Regions from separate parts of the Mus musculus genome. Here regions 1 and 2 are each linked to region 3. Evidence: chromatin loops called from intact Hi-C (ENCODE). Cell type or tissue: heart. All regions are shown on one strand.

Evidence for each region. Peaks named below come from ENCODE experiments on the same cell type or tissue, not always from the same donor. Only the 100,000 strongest peaks of a DNase experiment are listed, where the experiment ranks them.
Region 1: it touches region 3 in a loop (2.4-fold over the local background); 2 of 42 quality-filtered maps call a loop at or near these places.
Region 2: it touches region 3 in a loop (2.2-fold over the local background); 2 of 42 quality-filtered maps call a loop at or near these places.

What each region holds. Positions count from the first base shown.
Region 1 is chr3:89,098,730-89,106,729 of GRCm38, reverse strand. Fdps (farnesyl diphosphate synthetase) reads left to right here and starts at 4,763. Exons shown (of 10, transcript NM_134469.4): 1 at 4,763-4,868; 2 at 5,899-6,061; 3 at 7,290-7,430. The coding sequence starts at 5,921. In heart, a CTCF peak has its summit at 4,562; DNase peaks (open chromatin) are centred at 4,659 and 5,699; H3K4me3 peaks cover 2,566 bases; H3K27ac peaks cover 2,339 bases.
Region 2 is chr3:89,111,123-89,119,122 of GRCm38, reverse strand. It overlaps the pseudogene Gm29704. Among named protein-coding and RNA genes, the nearest start is that of Fdps, 13 kb to the right of the region's middle. In heart, a CTCF peak has its summit at 3,430 (motif pointing left); no DNase peak of the experiment used is centred here.
Region 3 is chr3:89,305,180-89,313,179 of GRCm38, reverse strand. Gm34014 (a long non-coding RNA gene) reads right to left here. Exons shown (of 3, transcript XR_867453.3): 2 at 2,189-2,317. Among named protein-coding and RNA genes, the nearest start is that of Gm34014, 6.1 kb to the right of the region's middle. In heart, a CTCF peak has its summit at 4,897 (motif pointing right); a DNase peak (open chromatin) is centred at 4,879; H3K27ac peaks cover 250 bases; H3K27me3 peaks cover 423 bases.

The DNA.
Region 1 (8,000 bases), 210 kb after region 3:
TTCTGGAGTTAGAAAGAGACCCTCCCTCACAAACAAACTCGGTCGACCAAACCACAAATCACCTCAGCTAATTCAGCACTGATGTCATGAGGCGAGTGTTCCTGGACAGTATGGGGCTGGGATGACTGGGCTAGAAGATAGGAAAACAAGACTCAAGGTTGCTTTTGGCATTTGGGCTGAGGATTGTGACCTTTCGTAGAGTGTTTTCTAGTACCAGAGCCTCTTATGGCCTGGTGCCTGTTTTGCTTGAGCTGCCCCGACCCCCCATCTCCCTACTCCCATTTGCTTTTGTTTTTGATAATGGTGATGATGGTGATGGTGATGGTGATGGTGGTGGTGGTGGTGGTGTGTGTGTGTAGGTGCATTCATGCCGCTGTGTTCTTGGAGACATAAGAGGACAGCTTTACTGGACTCAGTTCTTTCCTTACACCAATGTGAGTTCCAGGATTTGAACTCAAGTCTCTAGGCTTGGCGGCAAGTACCCTTATCTATCAAGCCACTGACCACTCACACCACCAACCACTCACTAGCCCAGTTTTTTTGTTTGTTTGTTTGTTTTTTTGTTTTTGTTTGTTTGAGACAGGGTCTCAGGCAATCCAGATTGGTCTCAGGGAACTTGACCTCTTGACCTTCCCAGAACTGTTCTTTCAGGTCTCCTTTTCCTCCTTCCTCTCTTCTGTACAACCCTTTGCTTCTTACCTATCACGATAGACTGTGTTCCTTCAGACTGTGAGTCAGAACAAGCATTCCTCCCATGAGTTGCTCCTTAGCTGCAACAATGAAAAGGGGCAACCCATGCTAGGCATGGTGGCACACGCCTTTAATCCCAACACTCAGAGGCAGGCAGATTTCTGAGTTCGAGGCCAGCCTGGTCTACAGAGTGAGTTCCAGGACAGCCAGGGCTACACAGAGAAATCCTGTCTCAAAAAAAAAAAAAAAAAAAAAAAAAAAAGAAAGAAAGAAAAAAGAAAAAAAGAAAAAGAAAAAGAAAAAAGAAAAAAGAAAAGGGCAACCCATATAATAAAAATGATATTATAGGGCTGGAGTCATGGCTCAGAGGTTAAGAGCACTAACTGCTCTTCCAGAGGTCCTGAGTTCAATTCCCAGCAACTACATGGTGGCTCACAACCATCTGTGATGGGATCAATGCCCTTTTCTGGTGTGTCTGAAAGACAACTACAGTGTACTCATATAAATAAAATCAATCTTTTAAAAATGATATTATAGAAAAATGTACTTTTTTATTAGTATATCTCTGCCACATGTTTGCATGTCCTGGAGGGGCTGAAAGTTTCAGGCAATGTTGATCAGCCTGATGCTGGGCACTGGGAACCAAGTTCTGGTGCTCTGGAATATCTGGAAGCACTTCTTTTTTTTTTTTAAAGGATTTATTTATTATTACACATAAGTACACTGTTACCAGAAAAGGGTGTCAGATCTCTCATTACGGGTGGTTGTGAGGCACCATGAGGTTGCTGGGATTTGAACTCAGGACCTTCCGAAAAGCAGTCAGTGCTCTTAACCGCTGAGCCACCTCTCCAGCCTGGAAGCAGGCTTAATCACTGAGCCAGCTCTCTAGTCCCACAACAATAAAAACTTATCCTTATGTTTCCTCATGAGATTTTTTTTATGATTTTACCTTTTAATCTATGAAATTAAATACATATTTATATATCTAAGATCGTGTGTGTGTGTGTGTGTGCACACGCATGCATGTTTGACAGGTGCTAGTTGCTCACGCTCATCATCCTATCCTTTCAGGCTTTAGCCTGGTTTACACTCACCTAATATATATCAATGCTTCTCAGAAGACATCCCAGACAAACCCTCAAAATGTTACAGTCATGCACAAAAATGAGTTGTTACCTGTGTTTTTGACCAAGTAATAAAAATTGGGGCTCCTGCAACCCCTTCCTTCAACCTGGTAGGTTAGTAAACTGAGTCTGAGCAGCAGGTTGAGCATTGTATTATACAGGTTACAGGTTACTGACAACTAGCAGTGAGCATCTACTAGTCAGATCTGAGGGGAGTCTGTGGAGCTTAAACACGTGCACAGGGCTCAGAACCTTGTTCTAGTTTTGTTGTTGTTGTTGTTTTTGTTGTTGTTGTTGTTTTGTTTTTCAAGACAGGATTTCTCTGTGTAGCCCTGGCTGTCCTGGAACTCACTCTGTAGACCAGGCTGACCTTGAACTCAGAAATCTGCCAGCCTCTGCCTCCCAAGTACTTAAAGGGATTAAAGGCGTGTGCCACCACTGCCCGGCTTGTTCTAGTTTTAGTAGCCCTTCTGATCACCTCTCCATAGAAGCTGGGGTTCAGCTTAAAATGAAAAGTCTAGCATGTTCATCACGTTAACTGTCTAGGGAGTAGCCCCACCTTTAGGTTTTTTAAGCCTTTAATAACTTCTAGCAAGGAATCAGTGGGTGTTTTCCAGAAGGAGCTACAGGAGTGACCAGAGATCCTGCTGGTGCTTTGAGTTTTAGGTTCCTGTAGACAAAAATAAAATAATGTGCAAAAAAAAAAAAAAAAAAAGAAAAAAAGAAAGAAAAAAAGAAAAAGAAAAAGAAGTTACAGTCTTCCTTGGGTTTATTTTCTTTGCCAGCTAAAGAATTAAAAGGCAGAAAAGCTATGGAGTGTAGCAGGTAAGAGCTGGGGAAGTCCCAGACAAAGCAAACAGGAACAGACAGAATCCACAGTCACAGAAAGGTTTTTTATTATAGGTGAGGAAACACACACACACACACACACACACACACACACACACACACACACACAGAGAGAGAGAGAGAGAGAGAGAGAGACAGACTCTCCACAAAGCAGAGGGAGGATTCAGGAATCAGATGGTCAATTTCTCCTAAAAGTCTTTGAGTGATCTTCCTTCCCTATTTTAGGGTAGGCTAGTTTGAAAACACACAGGAGTCCCAGCCCTCGGGAGGCAGAGGCAGGCGGATTTCTGAGTTTGAGGCCAGCCTGGTCTACAGAGTGAGTTCCAGGACAGCCAGGGCTACACAGAGAAACCCTGTCTCGAAAAACCAAAAAAAAAAAAAAAAAAAGAAAACAGACAGGAGGACCAATTGGCTCACAACTGTTGTGTAAATATGTCATGAACTGCCTTGAATCAACAGTGGCTATGCTTTCAGAAGAAAATGTTCACAAAGCCTTTGTTCTAACCTGAGAGACGTTTGCCTCTGCTCAGGAGTGTGAGGAAGGAGCCAGTCACCTTGGAAGTCCACCATCGCTATTACTCAGTAGTCACAGCCCTTCCCACGTCGGCCTGCCTATCAGGGAGTCTACTGCCTTTTCCCTCAGTATGAGATAACCATCTTAATTTATTCTTTTCCATTTGCAAAGCCAGTGGTTGACAGCTCTTCTCTTCTTGCACAGACTTGGCATCCTGGCAGTTAATTGGGTATTACCATGAGTTTGTTTCATGACTATTTTTGTTACCCTGGCTTGTCTGTTTCTTATGTTGTTACTGTCCAAAGGAGCTCTAAAGAAAACTCCATTTCCTCAAATTCTGACCAAAACTAGCATTCGTTAGGAACTTGTGAAACCGGTTCCCCTTTACCAAAGGGGTTACCCTTACATGGGCAGCAGAAGGGACAAAAATTATGCCGGCCTCCAGGCTCCCCCAGTATATCCAGGCTCTCACAGTATATCACATGTTCCTGGCTCTTCTCAGCTCCCCCATTATCCTAAACGTCTCTATCTCAGGAGCTTCTCTTCCCTCACTTCACATTCTTATAACCTCGGCTATGCTGTTTTGGCCCTCCCTTAAGCTCCCTACCTTCTCTTATGCATGGTCTAGTCCCCTCTGCGAGCCATGTTCAATCTACTATTTTCTCACTCTGTGAGTTGAAGTTTAGCCAGGTCTACAGTGAGAGTTCCAGGACAGCCAGGGCTACATGGAGAAACCTTGCAGAATAAACCAATGTGTAAAGTTTATCTTGTCTAGACCCTTCAACCTTTTAGTCCGGAGTGGTAGTGGTCTCTTTCTTTGGGACAATGAAACTTATTTCTAATACTTCAAGGACAAGTCCATTAATGTCTGAGGTGGTTTGTAGTTTCAGGTCTCTTTTCTGATCGCGATGGGGTTTGGGGTGGAGTAAAAAGGAGTCAACGTGGTGGGCTGGCAAACTGTGAGGCCGAAAGTTCTAACATCTGCTTTGAGTTTTTACCTTTTTGCTTCAAGGGCGCCAAAGTACCTGGGGGAAAGGTGTTGTTTTCTCTCATATAGTCATATAGTCTTCCAAGTAGCCTAAAACTCATTACACGACCCATATTGGTTTTAACTCTTTTTTTTTTTTTTCCCTCCAGCCCCACCCCATGGCTTTAACTCTTGATCTTATTGCCTCACCCCTTCTAAGGGCTGGAAAAATGAGCGACTTCACCTAACTAGAATCAAAGATGTAAGAAGTGATTTGCTAGAGTTGGAAATAGGAAGCTGCAAGGCTGGTTATTCCGGGATCTTAGAAACACTGTCAACCAGAAGCACTGGAAGAACTATAGCTAGGAATTAGATAGCCAATTTCCCAGGCTTTCGGTATGGGTGTACCGACACCGCCGACCGCCTAGTGGGCTGATGGTCCGCGCGCCACCCTTTCATTGGCCAGCCGTCACAAGGCCCATGCTCACACGAGGTAATTTAGCCAATCAGCGAACTAGGCCACACCCACCCTGAGACACAAGTCTGAGTTTCTTGCCGCCTAGTCCGTGGCATGCCGGGAGTCGTAGTTTTATATTTATGTTCTGCCTCCTGAGCCTGGAGACTGGGAACTACAACTCCCAGAGTGCTGAGCGGATGCACGCTCAGCTTTTAGGTGTAAGCCGCAAACATCTTGGACCCCGGGAGAATCCGCGTTGAAGAACAGGTGAGAGCTATTGTTGGGGCTGGAGCTGAGGTTTACCCGTGTCTCGGATCGGGTGAAGCTCCGAGGCACTAAAGGACCAGTCCGTGTTGGAGTTACGGGGCTTGGGGTCGGTGGGCCAGAATGAACGGTTTGCTTGTGCCTTCGTGAATTTCTAAACGCTGGCGTCTTCCTCAAGTCTTCCGTACGCCAGGCCTTTAGTTTACTCTTGTGAGTCCTCCCACGCCCACCTGTTGCTCGGAGGCCGGCTGCGGTTAGCACCAGTGCCGGGACAGATGACAAGCGCACAGCACCTTCGGCTCCAGTCCCCTCATTGGGACTATCTAAGAGCTTCCCTCTCTTTCCCCTACATCCGGACTCCTGGGTTCCAGCTTTGGCTCTTCGTCAGCTCAGCTCTCTTACATTCACTGAACCTCAGTTCGGTGTCTCCATTAACATTGTGACTTAAGGACCTTGCATCCCGTAATTCCCGTAATACAATGTTCCGAATTGTAGTGAACGCAACCTTGGAAGTAGAAAGTGTTCAGTTTTAGCCATTTTCGGTTTAAGTGAAGATCTATTGGATCTCAGTCACTCCGACAAACTTTTCATTTCCTGTGTGTTTTTTATGTAATTCTTGAGTTTAGAAGCGGGGTGGGGCGTTCTAATGCAGGAGGTAACAAGCTTGGCTTGGGGGATACCTTAGGTAACTGCTACCAAGCATCTGCCTTCGGTGCTTGCTCCTGCAGGGAGTGCTTGGTGCCCCCACCCCCATGCACACCCAGGATGCCCCTGTCCTGCTGGCTGAGATCTCTGGGGGTCTTCCTGCTGCCAGCCCCCTGCTGGGCACCCCGGGAGAGGTGGCTTGGTTTCCTACAACGACCCTCCCTGGCATATGGGTGTCCAGTCCTGGGGGCCTGGCACAGTGCCCGCTGGTGGTGCCAAGTGTGGACAGAGGAGCCTCGGTGAGTGTGGTTGGGGTGTGGGGCTTCGGGGAGGGAAGCACCCGAGCCACCCTCTCATTTGTTTGTGTGTGTGTTTTTTTTTCCCTCAGAGCATTTAGCTCCTCTGTCAGAATGAATGGGAACCAGAAATTGGATGCTTATAACCAAGAAAAGCAGAATTTCATCCAGCACTTCTCCCAGATCGTCAAGGTGCTGACTGAGAAGGAGCTGGGACACCCAGAGATAGGGGATGCTATTGCCCGGCTCAAGGAGGTGAGGCATTCAGGACTGAAGAAGCTGGTAGAGGTGTGGATTCATGAGGGGTTTCGATAAGAGCGAAGTGACTACCTGGGTCTCTGGAGTAGATGGGTCTCTGCTGCACTTCAGCCCTCCTCGGGGATGTTTGGCTCCATGACTTTTGACCATCCAGAGAGCCTTGCTTGAGAGTAGCCTTGGACCTAGTAAAGTTTGATTTCATGCCCTGAAACTATGATAGGATCTTAGTAGATACCATGAGGCTGTTGGCACTGAGGCCTGAGGGAAGTTATTGTATTGTTAGAAAGACTGTTCTACTGGAGTTACCTATTTCCTTCCAGTGTTTATTTTCTTAAGACAGAGTTTCATGTTTTTTAAGCCCACATGGCCTCAGACACACAAACCCCACCTCAGCCTTCTGTGTGCTATGTCAGTGACAGTACCACCGTGCCTGGATTGGGAAGTCTTTTAAAGACAGACATTTTTATTTTCACTTTTTGGACATTTGACGATTTGCCTGCGTGTATGTATGTGTGAGGATGGTTGTGAGCTGCCATGTGAATGCTGGGACTCAAACCCAGGTCCTCCCGAGGGGCAGTGCTTTTCATTGCTGAGCCATCTCTGTAGCCTGGGGAGTTCTTACTTTATAAATGTTGTCTCATCTCTGAGGAAAAAAAACTAAGAGGAGAGTTTTCTTTGTCTATGCTGTGTCGGTATTAAAGAGCTAGCTCCTTAGTTAGTTAGCAGGAAGCACAGTTGAGAAGGCCCCAGGAGGAGGACATTGGAGGGGTCAGAAATAGCCCTGAACCTTGCTGTCCCTTCAAAGCCTTCTTTTGCCTAACTTTGGAGAAGCCTCGTTTTTTCTTTTGTTTGTTTTCCGTAGCCAGGGTTGGCTAGAACCTATTATGTATCTGAGGCTAGCCTCAGACTCATGCAGTCTGCCTGCCTGCTTCCATCTTCTGAGTACTGAGATGATAGGTGTCAGTCATCCCTCCACACCAGGGCCCTTGTCTTCAACACAGGCTTGTTGGCAGGTGTCCCAGTCCTCCACTTGGGGGAAGTCTTGGGTGTATGTTATATAGCAGGTACTTGGGTGCCACAGCCCATAGGATGTTGGAGAGGGAATGAAGAGGGGAGTGATCCAGGGGCTCTCCAAGGGGGAGTTGGGGTTCAAAGAGGGAGAAGGGAAAAAAATCTCTTCAGGTCCCTGCTGTGTGGACCCTGATGTCTTCTCATCCTGCCTCAGGTCCTAGAGTACAATGCCTTAGGAGGCAAGTACAACCGGGGTTTGACCGTGGTACAAGCCTTCCAGGAGCTGGTGGAGCCGAAGAAACAGGATGCTGAGAGTCTTCAGCGGGCCCTGACAGTGGGCTGGTGTGTAGAACTGGTAAGAGCGGGCCAGAGGAGCAGAGGGTCCTGCAGTTGGGTTCCTTGATGAGGAGACTAAGCTTATTTCTTGCTTGTGTTGGTGTTTCTGTGTCTCTTGTGTGCTGTAGTCACATTTAGGCAGTGTGAATCACTTCAGGGACTGACAGGTGGGCACAGAGAATTTTCAGAAATATTAACCTTAAATCTCACCAGATGGTGGTGGTGGCGGCCCACGCCTTTGGTCTCATCACTGGGAGCAGAGGGAAGTGGATCTTTTTGAGTTCTAGGCTAGCCTGATTTACAGAGTAGGTTCTAGGACAGCCAGAGCTACTCAAGAAACTTTTGTTTCAAATAACAGAAACCTTAAACTTCCTAAACTTAAAAAAAAAAAAAAAAAAAAAAGAAAAGGAAAGAAGTAGTTTTACCAGCTTGGCCGGTAAGCGCATTAGCTATCGGAGCAGAAGAGCCAAATTGGGATGCCAGGGCCGTGTGACAATCCAGCTGTGGCAGTGAACACAATCTGCATGGTAGGTAGAGGCAGGAGGCTGGCTGGGCTGCCTGGCTCAGTGAGAGCCTGTTTGAAGGGAAC
Region 2 (8,000 bases), 190 kb after region 3:
TTTAATCCCAGCACTCGGGAGGCAGAGGCAGGTGGATTTCTGAGTTCGAGGCCAGCCTGGTTTACAAAGTGAGTTCCAAGACAGCCAGGGCTATACAGAGAAACCCTGTCTCGAAAAACCAAAAACCAAAAAAAAAAAAAAAAACCATATAAAAAAAAAAAAGAAAGTGGGTTAGAGTGCAGCCATAGTGGCACACCTCGTCTTTGTCAAAAGATCTTTGCTGCCTCTGCTGTCAAACACCTAGGTTATTTCTTTTTCTTTTTTTAAAGATTGATTTATTTATTATATGTAAGTACACAATAGCTGTCTTCAGACACTCCAGAAGAGGGCATCAGATTTTGTTATGGATGGTTGTGAGCCACCATGTGGTTGCTGGGATTTGAACTTGGGACCTTTGGAAGAGCAGTCGGCGCTCTTAACCACTGATCCATCTCGCCAGCCCACCTAGGTTATTTCTAATAGTTCTGACCCATTCTTTCCTGCAAACGCATCCATCTTTTGTATCTTTTTACAAATGTCAAGTGTTGGCCGAGTAACAAAGGCCAGGTTAACCAAGTCCTCTGGGTCTATAGAGGAAATAACGGATAGGTGTCCAAGGGGCATTCCAGAAAAGTTGAAGGTGATTCATCTGGGCTCTGTTTCACATCTGCTACTTTAGACAGGTTAGTGGGCTTTTGTTCTGCCTGGTTCATCTTTCTACCAGAACCTGGTGGTACTCTGAGTGACCTCTTATCTCCCTTGGGATAGTCTCATTGGGATATCCAACCTGGCAGAGTGAGGTCAGTTGCCTCTACTATCTGGTCATCAGTCTTTGAAGCTATTCTGGAGAGTGCTGAAGCTGATGTTGTGGCAGTCCATCCCCTAACTTTGGTAGTGAAGAGGGGATGGAGAATTTGTTGACAATCATCCCACGTGGGAAGGTATTGAAAAACATAGGATCAATTAGAGAAATTAAGGAATTTATGTTGGGCTTAAAGGGGGAGTGTTGATCTGATTCTTCCTCTTGTAGAAATCTGTAATGGAAAAAGGATAATGGGTAGCAATTGTCTGGAATGAGCCATAGGGGAGGGAGGACAGAAGGAGGTACTGCTCAGAAACAGGATTGGAGGAAGAGAAGGAGGAGGGAAACAGGATTGGAGGAAGAGAAGGAGGAGGAGTTTCGAGAGTCATATGGCACCCCCTGGCAGGTGTGGAGAGGGGAAACACAGGGAGGTAGAGAAGATCTAGGGAGAAGGAAGACAGGAGAGATAGGGAAGAGCTACGTGGCAGAGTAGAGGTTGAAGCAGACAGACAGGAGAGGGCAGAGTGAGGCTGGAGATGGTAGCGAGGGTTGTGAAGGAGGAGGTGAGCAGGGGAAGGGGGTAAACATGGTTGTGTGGAGGGAGGAGACATTGTTTCTCCTGTGAGTCCTGCAGAATGGTTTTCAGAAGGCGTGCCCGGACTTCTGCTACAGGTCCTCAAAGGGTCCATCTGCCGACAGTCAGGGCTTGGTCATCTTGCTCATTTCTAACCAAACAGACCCTCATTCAGGAGCCAGGGTTGGAAGTTGCTTCTGTCAAAGGCAAGATGTTCCCATTCTGATCTGGATGGTTGGGTTTACTGAGGGTGACATTTACTGCTGCCCAGGCTGGGGTGGGGATGGGGCAGTCGTTTCCAAGTGTGGGCTATTCGGTTTCACAGAATGTTCAGAGATGACTCTTGGTGATAGGATATTCATAATCATCCTGGACAATAGATAAAGATAACCAGCAGGGCGGTGGTGGCACATGCCTTTAATCCCAGCACTCGGGAGGCAGAGGCAGGCAGAAACCCTGTCTCGAAAAACCAAAAAAAAAAAAAGACCAAGAACCTCAAGTGGCATGTGACATCTCACTTTTTGAGGGTAAAATATCTGGGTTCCATCAAACCCTTCTATTTCCCAGATTGGGATCCCCACAGACCAGATCACGTATTCCCAGGAGAGGCCTTCTCCTCAGAGCATTGGAATGCCTTTTTTTTTTTTTTTGGTACGTGAACCAGTCACCTTTTATTGAACACTAGTTCTCAGTCAGGGTATGAAGGTTCAGCTAGTTGAATTCTTCCTAGGTCAGAGTGGGGCAGGCAGTTACACTTGGCCATGCAATGCCCTCTAGCGACCCCTCTTCAGTGGTACTTGTGTCGCCGCTCATGTTTGAGTTCCTTGTAAGAAATGTAGTAGCTGAAAACCACGTAGGCAGCCAGCACCATGAGATGCCGCCTTTCTGAACATTGATGTCCTTGTTGTAAGACAGGACATCCCCTCTCTGAAAGGCTCCTGCAATGCCATTGGTGGTGAAATCCCTCATCAATATCCAGCTTGGCAGCACTCCAAGTTTGACCTCCATGAGCTTCTTCTCCTTCAATGGCTTGAGCGACGCCATCTTGAAGTCCTGGTCTGGAAGGTGTACACCTCCTGAGGCAGCCCTTCAACCCTGGAGCCCCAGAATGAAGATGCAGCTTTAGAATTTGGGTGGTCTATCTCGCTGGGGCCTCCAGAAAATGTGAATCCCACTGAGTGAGAATAAGACCACTACCACAAGCCAGTCAGTGGTGGTACAAACCTTTAATCGCTGTGCTCAGTTGGCAGAGTTAGATGAATCTCTGAGTTCCAGGACAGCCAGGGCTACACAGAGAAAAACGTATCTTGAAAAATTAAAACTTTTTTGAGCAAAATTTGAAGTAAACACCTGAGAATTGGCTAGTGACTGCCTCCCTTGGGTTAAAAAGAGCAGACTTAGGCAGAGGCAGGTGGATTTCTGAGTTCAAGGCCAGCCTGGTCTACAAAGTGAGTTCCAGGACAGCCAAGGCTGTACAGAGAAACCCTGTCTCAAAAACAAACAAACAAACAAACAAACAAAGAGCAGACTTAGGGCCCTTTTAAGTAAAATCATAAGTAGATGCAAAGCAGAGTTACAGAAGACAATAGAGCAGTAAAGAAGTATGAAAAAATATAAAAACAAAACAAAACAAACCAGCTTTCACCATCTCATCTCAGGTAAAGCTTGCGTTCCTTTTCATCCCCACTGCCTTTCCACAGATGGGGTATGAGCCTTAGAAGAGGAGTAAGGAAGCCCAGAAGGTTCATTGGGAATATAAAAACACACCTACCTGGGCTCTGGCCAGCATCTAAAAGAAAAAGACAGAATTTAAAAAAAAAAAAAAAAAGCTCCACTTTTCTGAGTCAGGCCCCAAAGGTGGGCATCACACCTGAACCTCTTTTAGACTGTACTAGGGGGCCAGAATTCTGAGAAGGAAAAGCACATTATCTAATCTACTTGCCTAGGAGTGGTCCTGTCCCGCCCCACCCCCCACCCCCTTCCCCCAGTCAGGTCCCAGACCCGCCCAAGTGGATCAACATTTAGGGAGGAGATAATGGCATGTCTCCACCTAGAGGTGATTCTGCTCCTTACAGTGTGTGTTCATGAAGAATGTGTCTACTAGGGTGCAGGTGTCTTGGAGAACCTGTCATTTTGTTTCATTGTCTCTTGCTTACTGTTCATATGCCAAGCTAGCTGCTAGGAATTTACCTCTGCTGCCCACTTCATCATAAGAGCATGGGTTTACAGGTGAGTGCTGCTAACTATCTGACTCCACGTGGGTTGTGAGGATCTGAACTCAGTTCCTCAAGCTGGTATAGCAAGCGTTCTATCCACTGAGCCACTGGCCCAGCTCCCTCCTTCAGACTCTCACATAGACTTTAGAAATTAGTTACATACAGTTACCTTCATCTTTCACATAAAATCCAGAGGGGTAGCTTGGGGTTGGCCTGGCCAGATGGCTCATCAGTTAGGAGCATGTGTGCTCCTGTGGAGGCCCTGGGTCTGAGCTTCAGCACCTAAGACAGAAGGTTCAAAAGTGCCTGCAATTCCAGCTCCAGGAGACCTGGCACCGCTGACCTTGTGGGGTACCTGCAGTCATGTGCACCCACAACAGATACACATGTGCATGTATGTGTGTGCACACACACTTAAAAATAACAACAACAAAACAAGACACCTGCAATATACCAGTACCCTCAATTTCATTTATTTGTTTAGATATTACACATTCAATTAGAATTCAAATGGGGGCCAGGAAGCACACTGCATGATACCTGTCTGTAAGAGGCTTAGACCCAGAACTTTCACTTTATCTGGTTAAGGACAGAGACAACTACAATGAGAAACCCTGTCTCCAAAAACAGAAATCAAAACCAAAAATGAAAGAAAGAAAGAGAGAGAGAGAGAGAGAGAGAGAGAGAGAGAGAGAGAGAGGAAGGAAGGAAGGAAGAAAAGGAAAAAAAAGAAAAACAGTGACCATGGGCTAGAGAGCTGGCTCAGTGGTTAAGAACACTGACTGCTCTTCCAGAGGTCCTGAGTTCAATTCCTAACAACATGGTGGCTCACAACCATCTGTAATGGGATCTGATGCCCTCTTCTGGAGTGTCTGAAGACAGCTACAGTGTACTCATATATATATAAAATAAATAAATCTTAAAAAAAAATAAAGAGAGAGAGAGAGAGAGAGAGAGAGAGAGAGAGAGAGAGAGAGAGAGAGAGAGAAAGAGAGAGACAGAGACAGAGAGACCACATCCCAGAAACAACATATATTGAGATCTCCCTCCAATACAATGTCCTAATGATGTAGAAACAGACTTGTGGAGTTTTTATGGTAACAAAGGAGGTTATACAACAAAGCATTTAAAAATGGGTTGTGGCCAGGCAGGGGTGGCACATGCCTTTAATCCCTGCACTTGGGAGGCAGAGGCAGGCAGATTTCTGAGTTCAAGGCAAGCCTGGTCTATAGAGTGAGTTCCAGAAACCCTGTCTCCAAAAAAAAAGAAAAAAGAAATAAAAATGGGTTGTGTAAGCAAGGGTGCAGCAAGCTCACCAAACTGTGCCATTCTGTGAGTGGAAACAAAGGTGTATGGGGATCAGTCTGCCAAGGTTATCTCTCCATGGGGAAGGGGAAGCAGAGAGAAGCAAAATGGGAGAAAGCACGCAGCTTCTCAGACAGACAGGCTGAGCCCAGTTTGGACCTAACCTACTGATGGAAACAGGGATGTGGATTACTGCAGACAGGGAATCTCAACTGCAGGCCTCAGATGCTACCTGGTCCCTTCTTATCCGTTCCACTGGTGCAGTTAAGGTTTGGTTAATACATTCCAAAGGGTTTTATTTGCCTATCAGGATGTTAGGTCTGGCACAAGGTGGGTAAGGAATTGCTTTTGGGGGACCTAAACACGGCCCCAAAGAAGTTGTATTTAGGCTCTGAACCTGCAGCAATCCAAACTCTTCACAGCCAATTTTGTTTTGTGTTTTTTCAAGACAGGGTTTCTCTGTATAGCCCTGGCTGTCCTGGAACTCACTCTGTAGACCAGGCTGGCTTCGAACTCAGAAATCTGCCTGCCTCTGCCTCCCAAGAGCTGGGATTAAAGGTGTGTGCCACCATTGCCTGGCTTGCTATTGACATTTTTAAAAAAGATTTTTTATTTTATGTTTACCTAAAATACAGGTTTTTGCCTGTATGTGTGTGTCTGCTGCCTGAACATAGTCAGAAGATGGTGATGGAGTCCCTGGTGTGAGCTTCCACAGGAAAGCAACTGGTGCTTTCCCACACTGAGACAGCTCAGCACGAGGCAGGGGTGTTTTAATCAGCTGCTTTTCAGGAATGCTGATTGACAAATTTCCCCCAGCAAGACAGGGTTTCCTTTTGTAGCTCTGGCTGTCCTGAAACTCCCTATATGGAGACCAGGCTGGCTGCAAAATCAGGGCTCTGCCATCCTCTGCTGGGAGTAAAGGCTGTGTTGGCTCTGATTGGCCTTTAATCAGTCAACTCTTGGTGGCTCCTAATAGCAGCTGGTCACAAGATCATAGGATGACTGGCCACTTGAAACTTCCAGTTAATAATTTATCATGTATCCATGATGAAATGGCGATAAAGAGCCCTGACAGTACTTCCAGACTATCCGACGGGTAGGAAGGTGACCTGCCCAGCTCCGTGAGCACAGAACTATTTTGTACTCAGGACTTTTTTTTTTTTTTTTTTTTTTTTTTTTTTACCTTTTTAAACCTTGTTCAGTGTATCTCTTTATCTGGGTGTTCCTTTTGAAGAAAAGAAAGAGAAAAATAAGAAATAGAGACCATTTGTTTATTTAGGTTTTTTAAGACAAGATTTCTCATTGTAACCCTGGTTGTCCTAGATTGTACTCTATAGACCTCCACAAGACTACCCTCAAACTCAGAGATCTGCCTGTCTCTGTCTCCTGAGTTAAAACAGAGGAAGTCTGGACATAGTGGCATACCCCTTTAGTTCCAGAACTTAAGAGGCAAAACTGGGTTTATCTCTGAGTTCAAGGCCCACCTAGCCTACCTAGAGAATTCTAGGTCAGCCTTTCTCAAAGAATCAAAAAAAAAAAAAAAAAAAAAAAGAAAGGGGCTAGTGAGATGGCTCAGTGGTTAAGAAGAGAGCTGCCTGCTCTTCTGGAGGTCATGAGTTCAAATCCCAGCAACCACATGATGGCTCACAACCATCTGTAATGAGAAACAAATAAAAGAAGCTAATGGGCCTGATGGAGTGGGGTCCCAGGTCAAGAAGGGAAGCAGGGTTGGGGAAGGAGGGGAAGAATGTTACAGTTTTAAGTCAAAAAAAAAAAAAAAAAAAAAAAGAGGGCTGGAGAGATGGCTCAGCGGTTAAGAACACGGGCTGCTCTTCCAGAGGTCCTGAGTTCAATGCCCAGCAACCACATTGGTGGCTCACAACCATCTGTAATGGAATTTGATGCCCTCTTCTAATGTGTCTGAAGACAGCTACAGTGTACTCATATAAATAAAATAAAAGTTAAAAAAAAAAAAGAAAGAAAAGAAAGCCGGGCATGGTGGCGTACGCCTTTAATCCCAGCACTTGGGAGGCAGAGGCAGGCGGATTTCTGAGTTCAAGGCCAGCCTGGTCTACAGAGTGAGTTCCAGGACAGCCAGGGCTATACAGAGAAACCCTGCCTTGAAAAACAAAAACTAAAACAAACAAAACAAAAAGAAGGAAAGAAGGAAAGAAGGAAAGAAGGAAAGAAAGAAAGAAAGAAAGAAAGAAAGAAAGAAAGAAAGAAAGAAAGAAAGAAAGAAAGAAAGAAAGAAAGAAAGAAAGAAAGGGAGAAAAAGAAAGGAAGGATGGAAAGAAGGAAAAAAGGCGCTCCCTGGGGTGGCAGCGGGCCGGTGAACTGGAAAATGAGACGCTTAGGAAGCCACACACCAGTGAGTTCCGAGCCTTTGTGGGTTATTTACATGGGGCAGGGCTTCTCCTAAGTTTGCATGGCCTTGGCTTCTTTCTGCACAAGCTCCATTTGTAGCCCCGGCTTCCACCTTTCTCTACTAACTGTCCCCTTACAGATGGAAATCTTGAAGCCCCTCTGGTCCCTATGAGAACTCCCTTTGAGAGCCATGGTCCTAGAAAATTTGGAGGTAGGTAAAAATTGCTCTTCTAAATCTTCTTCCGTGGCATTGAAGGGTGTGGCTTAGGCATGAGAGTGACCGCAAGACTCCCTACTCTTTTGTCTTTTGGTTGGAGAGGAGACTTGTGGTTCCCTATAGTATGAGTTGGCTGGGAACTCTGTGTCACAGAGTCTTTGGTTTGAGTAGGCCTGATGGCTCATGTCTTTAATCCCAGAATTTAGCAGATTAAAGGCAGAGTCGGGCAGTTATCTTTTACTTTGAGGCTAGCCTGGTTAATATAGTAAATTCCAAGATGGTTAGGACAGCAGCCAGGCCTACATAGTGAGGTCATGCCTCTGCTTCACCCCCAACCAATCCTGCCCCCCCCAAAAGTTTAGTATTTGAATCTGTCATAGAGCCTAGATATCACAAATTTTACAATTTTAAAACATGAGGTTTAATTAAGAGTAACATTGTTGGGGTCTGGGAATCACCACACAACCCATGCATACACCAATCTCAGCTAAGGAAGAATAGCTTATTAAATGCACACCATAGTACTGGATGTCCAGGTCC
Region 3 (8,000 bases):
GCTACATGTGCTTTGTCAAAACACGACCCGGGCCAGGATGGCTCCACGGCAAATCACTTGTGAAGGTCTGATGACTTGCATTTGATGACAGAAGCCGCATAAAGGCAGGAGAGAGATGTCAGATGGTGTCCTCTGTTTCTACTTATACTCAAGTGAGCGTGTGTGTGTGTGTGTGTGTGTGTGTGTGTGTGTGTGTGTGTGCACAAACAACTGTTAAAGCTCCTGTGCTGGCTAGCATTATGTCAGCTTGACACAAGCTGTTGTCATCTGAGAGGAAGGAACAACAACTGAGAATATGCCTCCATAAGATCCAGCTGTAGGCAAGCCTGTAAGGCATTTTTTAAATTAGTGATTGGTGGAGGAGGGTCCAGCCCATTGTGAGTGGTGCCATGCCTGGGTTGGTAGTTTTGGGTTCTATAAGAAAGCAGGCTGCCCAAGTTGTGATGAGCAAGCCAGTAAGCAATACTCCTCCAAGGTCTCTGCATCAGCTCCTGCCTCCAGGTTCCTGCCCTGTTTGAGTTCCTGTCCCAACATCTTTCAATGATGGACTATGATGTGAAACCATAAACCAAAATAAACCACCCTTTTCTCCCCAACTTGCCTTTGTTTGTTTGTTTGTTTGTTTGTTTCTGGAGTCAGTGTTTTTCTTCATAGCCTTGACTGTCCTAGAACTTGTTCTGTAGACCAGGCTGGCCTCAAACTCAGAGATCTACATGCCTCTGCCTCCCAAGTGCTGGGATTAAGGGCATGTGCCACCCAGATGTGTGTGTGTGTGTGTGTGTGGTACCAACTTGCTTTTTGATTATGGTGTTTCATTGCAATAATGACAACCCTAACTAAGACAGCTCCTACTTAATTCCATATCTCTTAGGGTGTGCTGGCTAGTTTTATGACAACTTGACACAAGCTGTAGTCATCAGAGAGGAGGGAACCTCAGCTGAAAAAAAATACCACCTTAAGATCAGGGTGTAGGGTATTTTCTCAATTAGTGATTGATGAGAAGAGGCAGCCCACTGTGGGTGGCACCATCCCTAGGCTGGTGGTCTTGGGATCTATAAGAAAGGAGGCTGAGCAAGCCATGATGAGAAAGCCAGTCAGTAGCACCCCTCTGTGGCAGCCTCTGCATCAGCTCCTGCCTCCAGGTTCTTGCCCTGTTTAAGTTCCTGCCCTGACTTCTTCAGTGATAGACTATATACGACATGGAAGCCAAGTAAATCCTTTCCTCACCACCTGGCTCCTCATCACGGCGTTTTATCACAGCAATGGTAACCCTAACCAGGACATGGTGTGTGATCAAGAATCAGTAATGCGCTGGGCCGTGGTGGCACAAGCCTTTAATCCCAGCACTTGGGAGACAGAGGCAGGCGGATTTCTGAGTTCGAGGCTAGCCTGCTCTACAAAGTGAGTTCCAGTACAGCCAGGGCTATACAGAGAAACCCTGTCTCGAAAACAACAACAACAACAACAACAACAACACAAAAACAAAACAAAATAATTCGTGAACACGTGTGTGTGTGTGTGTGCGCACACACACACACACACACACACACACACCACACGATGAGGAGCAGATGCAGTATAGCATGGTTAATTGCCAGGGGCAGTGGAAATAGCCGGGGAAATCCCATCTTTGCTTGGTCAGAGGAAGCCTGCTTCATGGAGGAAGTACACAATGCCAGCTAGCTCTCTTGTGGAGTACAGAAGGCCTTGCAGCGTGGACATCACCTGTGAGGGAACAGGGGTCAGGTGAAGACCCCTGAAATTTCTAGGCCAAGAAAGGCTGGTGAGGCATGGGGGTGCTTGTGGTTTCAAAATGTAGAATAGGTGTGTCCGTCACTGTTCTATTGCTGTGAAGAGAGGCCATGACCAAGGCAACTCTTATATAAGAAAGCATGTGGTAGCGACTTCCACTTTCACAGTCCATTATCATCATGGTGGGAAGCATGGCAGCGTGTAGGCATGGTACTGAAGAAGTGACTGAGAGCTATGTCCTAATGCTCTGGCAGAAAAGGGGAGAGAGACTGGGCCGGGAATGGACTTCTGAAACCTCAGAGACTACCCCTAGAGACTCACCTTCTCCAACAAGGCCACACCACTTAATCCTTCTAATCCTTTCAAACAATTCCACTCTCTGGTGATGAAACATTCAAATATATGAGTCTGTAGTAGACATTCTCATTCAACCTACCACAGTAGGGCTTAGCAAGAGAGTAAAGATCCTTCCACCAAGCCTGAAGACCTCAGGGTGATCCCTGAGAGCACATGGTAGCAGGAGAGAACTATGTTCTGCAAGTTGGCCTCTGACATCAGCAATACCCTGGACAAAATAAGTAAAAGAAAAAGTTGGGGTTTTTGTTGTTGTTGTTGTTGTTGTTTTGGTTTGGTTTTTCCCAAGACAGAGTTTCTTTGTGTAGACCTGGCTGTCTTGGAATTTGCTCTGTAGACCAGGCTGGCCTCGAACTCAGAGATCCAGCTGTGCTGGGATAAAAACTGTGCACCACCACTGCCCAGCAGAAAAACAAAATTTTAAACTCTAGAAATAGTCCAACTGTAAGGGGCCGTGGATTTGGGGATAGTGAAATAAATACATCTTTGTTTTCTCATCTCTGTGGCTTCTTAGACTTTGCTCACTACTGTAGTAACACACACGACTGTCTAATAAAATTATTTTTGTTGCTACTTCATAACTATAATTTTGCTACTGTTATTCATCATAATGTTAAGTATCTGTATTTTCCAAAGTTCTTAGGTGACCTGGGTGAAAGTGTCCTTTGACCCACAGGTTGAAAACAACTGGTCTAACATGTTGTATTGCTTGACTAGGGTTACACAGCCTGGCAAGTGGTAGGGCTGACAATCAAAGTGGGTCTCAAGAGCTAAGCTGTAGCCCAGTGGGAGAACACTCGCTTAGGATGCATGAGGTCCTGGGGTTGATTCTCAGCCTCACAAAACCAACAGAAACAAAGTGGGTTTGATTGTCTCCATGCTCTAATCATTGGCACCTGTATCAACACCTGGGACCTTTCCCATAAATCCACACTGCCCTTGACTGTGCTCATGGCTTTTTATTTCTTTGTCCTGTGATGAGAAAAAGTTCTGAAGACCCCAAGCCAGCATGAGGTGGGTCATCCAGACCCCCCCCCCTTTTTAAGATTTATTTTATGTATGTGTGTACACTGACACTGTCTTCAGACACACCAGAAGAGGACATCAAATCCCATTTCAGATGGCTGTGAGCCATCATGTGGTTGCTGGGAATTGAACTCAGGGCCTCTGGAAGAGCAGTCAGCGCTCTTAACCTCTGAGCCATCTCTCCAGCTCTAGACCCTTCTTTTGACAGATGGGACAGAGAGAGTAGTAACTCAGACACAAGCACTCAGGTGTCTAGGTCAGAGCCAGGACTAGAACTCTGTACACTGAGCCTTCATCTTCTCTTATGTCACACACAGTCCTCAGAGGGGAAAATGTCCGCAGTCAACAAGGAATGACAAGGAGGAGGTGCCACCCCTTCAAAGGTCCTTTCCAGTTCCCTGACCTTGAGCATGAACATTCCCCCTCTCAGTCAGGAACAGTTCTAGTTCATTTGTTTTGCTGTGACAAAAATAAAAACAAAAACAAAACAAAACAAAAAAAAAAAACCTCTAGTGAAAAAGCAACTTAGGAGAGAAGGGAGTTTACTTCAGTCTGTCACAGCAGAGGCGATACTGTGGCAGGAGGTTGAAGCCCCTGGTCACGTTACATCACCACCATGGTCAAGCACAGAGAAACCAAGTGTGAAGCCAGGAATGATGCTTCACACCTTTAATCCCAGCACTCAGGAGGCAGAGGCAGGTGGATCTCTGTGAGTTCGAGGCCAGCTTGGTCTAAACAGTGAGTTCCAGGACAGCCAGGGCTACACAGGGAAACTTTGTTTTAAAAGAAGAAAGAGAAGGAAAGAAAGTCAGGAACAAAGAAAGGAAAAGAAAAGAAAGAAGAGGGAAATCAAATGTCAGCGCTCTTGCTTGATTTTATTTTTTATTGTTTAGGACAAAGTCTCATTATATAGAGCAGGCTGGCCTCGAACTCACAGAGGTCCATGTGCCTTTGCCTCCAGAATGCTGAGGCTGAAGGTGTGCACCACCGGATTCAACTCTCTTAATTAGCTTTCTCCTATCTTGCACTGTTCAGGACCCCCTGCCTTGGAAATGCCACCCACAAAGAGCTGGGTGTTCCTACTTCAATTACTAGTCGTGACAGCCCCACACAGACAAGCCCCAAGGCCAACCTGATGGAGATAATACTTGATTAGGACTCTCTTCCCAGGGGACTCTAGGTTATGTCTATTTGGCAGCTAGAATTAAGCAGCACAGGGCATTGGTCTGCAGAAGCAGGAGCAGAACTGGGGACCCGGCTCAGCACTTAGATGAACACAGGCCAGGGCCATCCTGATGCTGCCCTAGGGCTTGGTCTTTGGCTGATTTTGATGTCCCTATCCTGAAGCACGGGAGCTCTGAGGTAAGGCATTACCAAGCCAAGGAGCTGTCTGCACAGTAGGAAAGCAGGCTCCTAATGGGCAATATCCTGAGAGGCTTCTTCCTCCTTCTTTAGCTTCATAGCAACAAGGACACCAAGAAGGGTCCCAAGTGAGTCTTGCCTATTCAGCACTGTCGCACCCCAAAACAAAGTTGGCCATGGGCTGTGAGGCTTGGTTCGAAGTAGCCATGTTCTCCCTTTTCTGCACGAGAGTACGCTCCAGCTCCGCCAGCGCCAGCGCCAGCGCCAGCCCCAGCCCCAGCGCCAGCTCCAGCCAGCTATGCTCAGGGCCAGGACAGGTTCAGGGCTCTTTGCAATCCAGGCCTGAGATCTGAGCCCTACTGATTTGGCTGGAGCCCGCTCAGCCTGAAGTTCTGCTTAATATCCACCAGGTGGCGGAGCATCTGGACTGAGGGGTCAGCCATGGTATGTGTAGAGCTTGAGATGTTGTTAAGGTTTTTTTCTTCTCCTCCTCCTCTTCCTCCTCCTCCTCCTCACCCCTCCTCCTTTTCCTCCTCCTTCCTTTTCTCCCTCATCCTCCTTCTCCCTCCTTCTTCTTTCTGCTCCTTCTCCTCCTTCTTCTGTTTGTGTTTTTGTTGTTGATGTTTGTTTGTTTTATTTTGGTTTTTCTTTGATGGTGGTAGTTGTTTGTTTGTCTGTTTTGAGACAAGGTAATCCAGGCTGTCCTAGAGTTGGCTATGTAGACCAGGCTGCTCTCTAACTCATAGAGATTCACCAGCCCTCCCAAAGCAGTATTAAGGTGTGTGCTACCAAACCTGTTTTTTGTTTGTGTGTTCGTTTATTTTTCATTGTTTTTTCTGTTTTCTTTTTTAAATTGAGACAGGCTTGTGAATTCCAGGATGACCTTGAACTTCCTACATTATGGAGGATGGTCTGGCCACCTGATCCTCCTGTCTCTACCTTCTAAGTGTTGTCATCATGGGAGTTACAGTGCCATGCCCACTTTTTATTTCTATTTATTTGTTTACCTATTTACATATTTATTCCCTGGCTGTCCTGGAACTCACTCTGTAGATCAGGCTGGCCTCGAACTCATATGCCTGCTCTGCCTCTTGAGTGCTAGGATTAAAGGCGTGCGCCACTACCACCCGACTCTTGCCCAGATTTTTGTTTGTTTGTTTAAAATATTTATTTATTTACTATATGTTAGTGTACTGACACTGTCCTCAGACACACCAGAAGAGAGCATCAGATCCCATTATAGATGGTTGTGAGCCACCATGTGGTTGCTGGGAATTGAACTCAGGACCTCTGGAAGAACAATCAGTGCTCTTAACCACTAAGCCATCTCTCAAGCCCCTTGCCCAGGTTTTAAAAAGTATTTATTTATATTTTAATTTTATGTGTATGAGTGTTCTAGCCCCATATGCTTATGTGACTCTGTGTGTGTGTGTGTGTGTGTGTGTGTGTTTGGTACCTATGGAAGTCAGAAGAGGATGCCAGATTACCTGAAACTGGAGTCAAGCCCAGGTCCTCTGCAAGAGCAGCAAATGCCCTTAACCACTGAGCCATCCTTCCAGTCCCAGCTTCCTCCCCCACCCCAGGGTATTGCACTACACTCCAGGCTGGAAGTGATTTGTCTGCATTAGTCTTGTGTGTGCTGGCATTACAGACACGTGCCACCACGCCTGGCTCTTTTATTATTGTTTATTTGGACAGAGTCTTATACTGTAGCCCACTGAGCCACTGCCCACCCCTGGTTTGGGAACAATTTGTGAACTATGAAAGGGTGAAGGAGTGTCAGCCATGGAAGAGCAGGGGTGGGCTTGGACTAGTCTACACTTGTCCAGTCTGGAGCTGCTCAGCCCCCGTATCTTGTGCATCCTCTCTCTCTCCTCTCTCTCTCTCTCTCTCTCTCTCTCTCTCTCTCTCTCTCTCTCACACACACACACACACACACACACACACACACATACACACTGCTTTTGTGGCAGCTGGAGAACCTCAGTTGAATGTGGTGGTGACATTTGAGGCATCTGAGATGGACACCAGGATGCCAGCTGGAACCAAGAGACAAGGACTGTGCCGTGAAGGAGCAGAAGGCATGGATGAAGATGGAGGTGAACCTGGTGGGGAATAGGAGCTGGCATGGAGAACATGGGTGGGAGATATAGGGACACTCTTAGCCCCAGGACAAAAGACTGGGAAAGTGTGGGACTGTCCCAAGGGAGGGCCAGACTTGCTGGAGCCTGGTCAACCAAAGACTCTTCAGGACCAGAGCAGCAGGGAAACCCAGGCTGTGGGCCTGCAACTTGATCAGGGAGTCCAGCTTCCTCTAGTCTCCCTTAGCTTGGCCAGTGGGGCAGATACGCCCCCTCCCCTGGAGGGTCAATACCAATCTCTAGGCCTTCTTAGCAGCATCTGGCCCCTGGTAATTGTAGGGTTGTCGAGCCTGGCTATAAAAGACTGGATAGGCCAGCACAGAAACCAGGGAGAACTAGGCTCGCCCAGCCCTGAGAGACTGGGGTTGTCCAGGGAACACTGCTTAATCCACATTCTAACTCATAACTGCACACTCCGGTTCACTCCTGTTCCCAGAATCTCACAACTGCCCAACCCCCACCCAGCCAAACTCGCTGTTCAGTGGGGAAAATGGGGCAACAACCCTGAAGGGGCCTTAGAAAGGAAAACATGGGCTTGTTTACACAGCTGAGGTGCAAGGGACCTCACACTATGCCAGAGGGACCAACTAGCTCAGATCCCCACAGACAGCCTCAGTCCCACAGACCACGGACATACCGCACACACAGGTGTGCATGCTCGAAGCACTTCCGACTGCAGCTTATACACACAAGGAAAGGGGTTTACAAGGTACCCAAGCCACACTTATATCCAGGGTCACACAGGCTGACACAGTTGCCATAAAAGTCAGCTGACAGTCCCAACAAAACAAACAGTGTGTGGTGCCAACAAGGGCAGTGGCCAAACAAACTGGGCAAAGTCAGGAGTCTGGGAAAGGGCAGAAAGGGCAGAGGGGTATTGGAGCTGTGTTCTCATTCCTGGGATCTGCAGGGCCCAGCCACAGCCACACACAAGACACAAAAGCAACTCAGGCATCTCTAGAGAGCAGGGCTCCCTGCTTCTACCCACATATTCAGAGACACAGCCCACGGCCAGCACCTTGATGCCCACAGACCTCCCTCCAGGGGCTGGAACACTCCTCCCACACACTGTTTTGCAGATGGAGAAGACAATGAAGGACTATCTGGAAGAATTTAGCCTGAGGTTAGAGAGACCTTTCTGCCCACACCACAGACAGGCTTACCCAGTTACACACAGAGGCACAAACGCACACACACATCCAGACTTTGAGCCTCAGGGAAGGGCCGGTGGAGACTGACAAGTGTCTGTCTCACCCACGTGGGGCCATGCCCATGTCTGTCTACCTGGGCCCCACACAAGCCCATAAGGAAAGAGCCTACACTACTTCCCGTGGCCAAGAAAGCTGATCCTGTACTCCTCTGTGC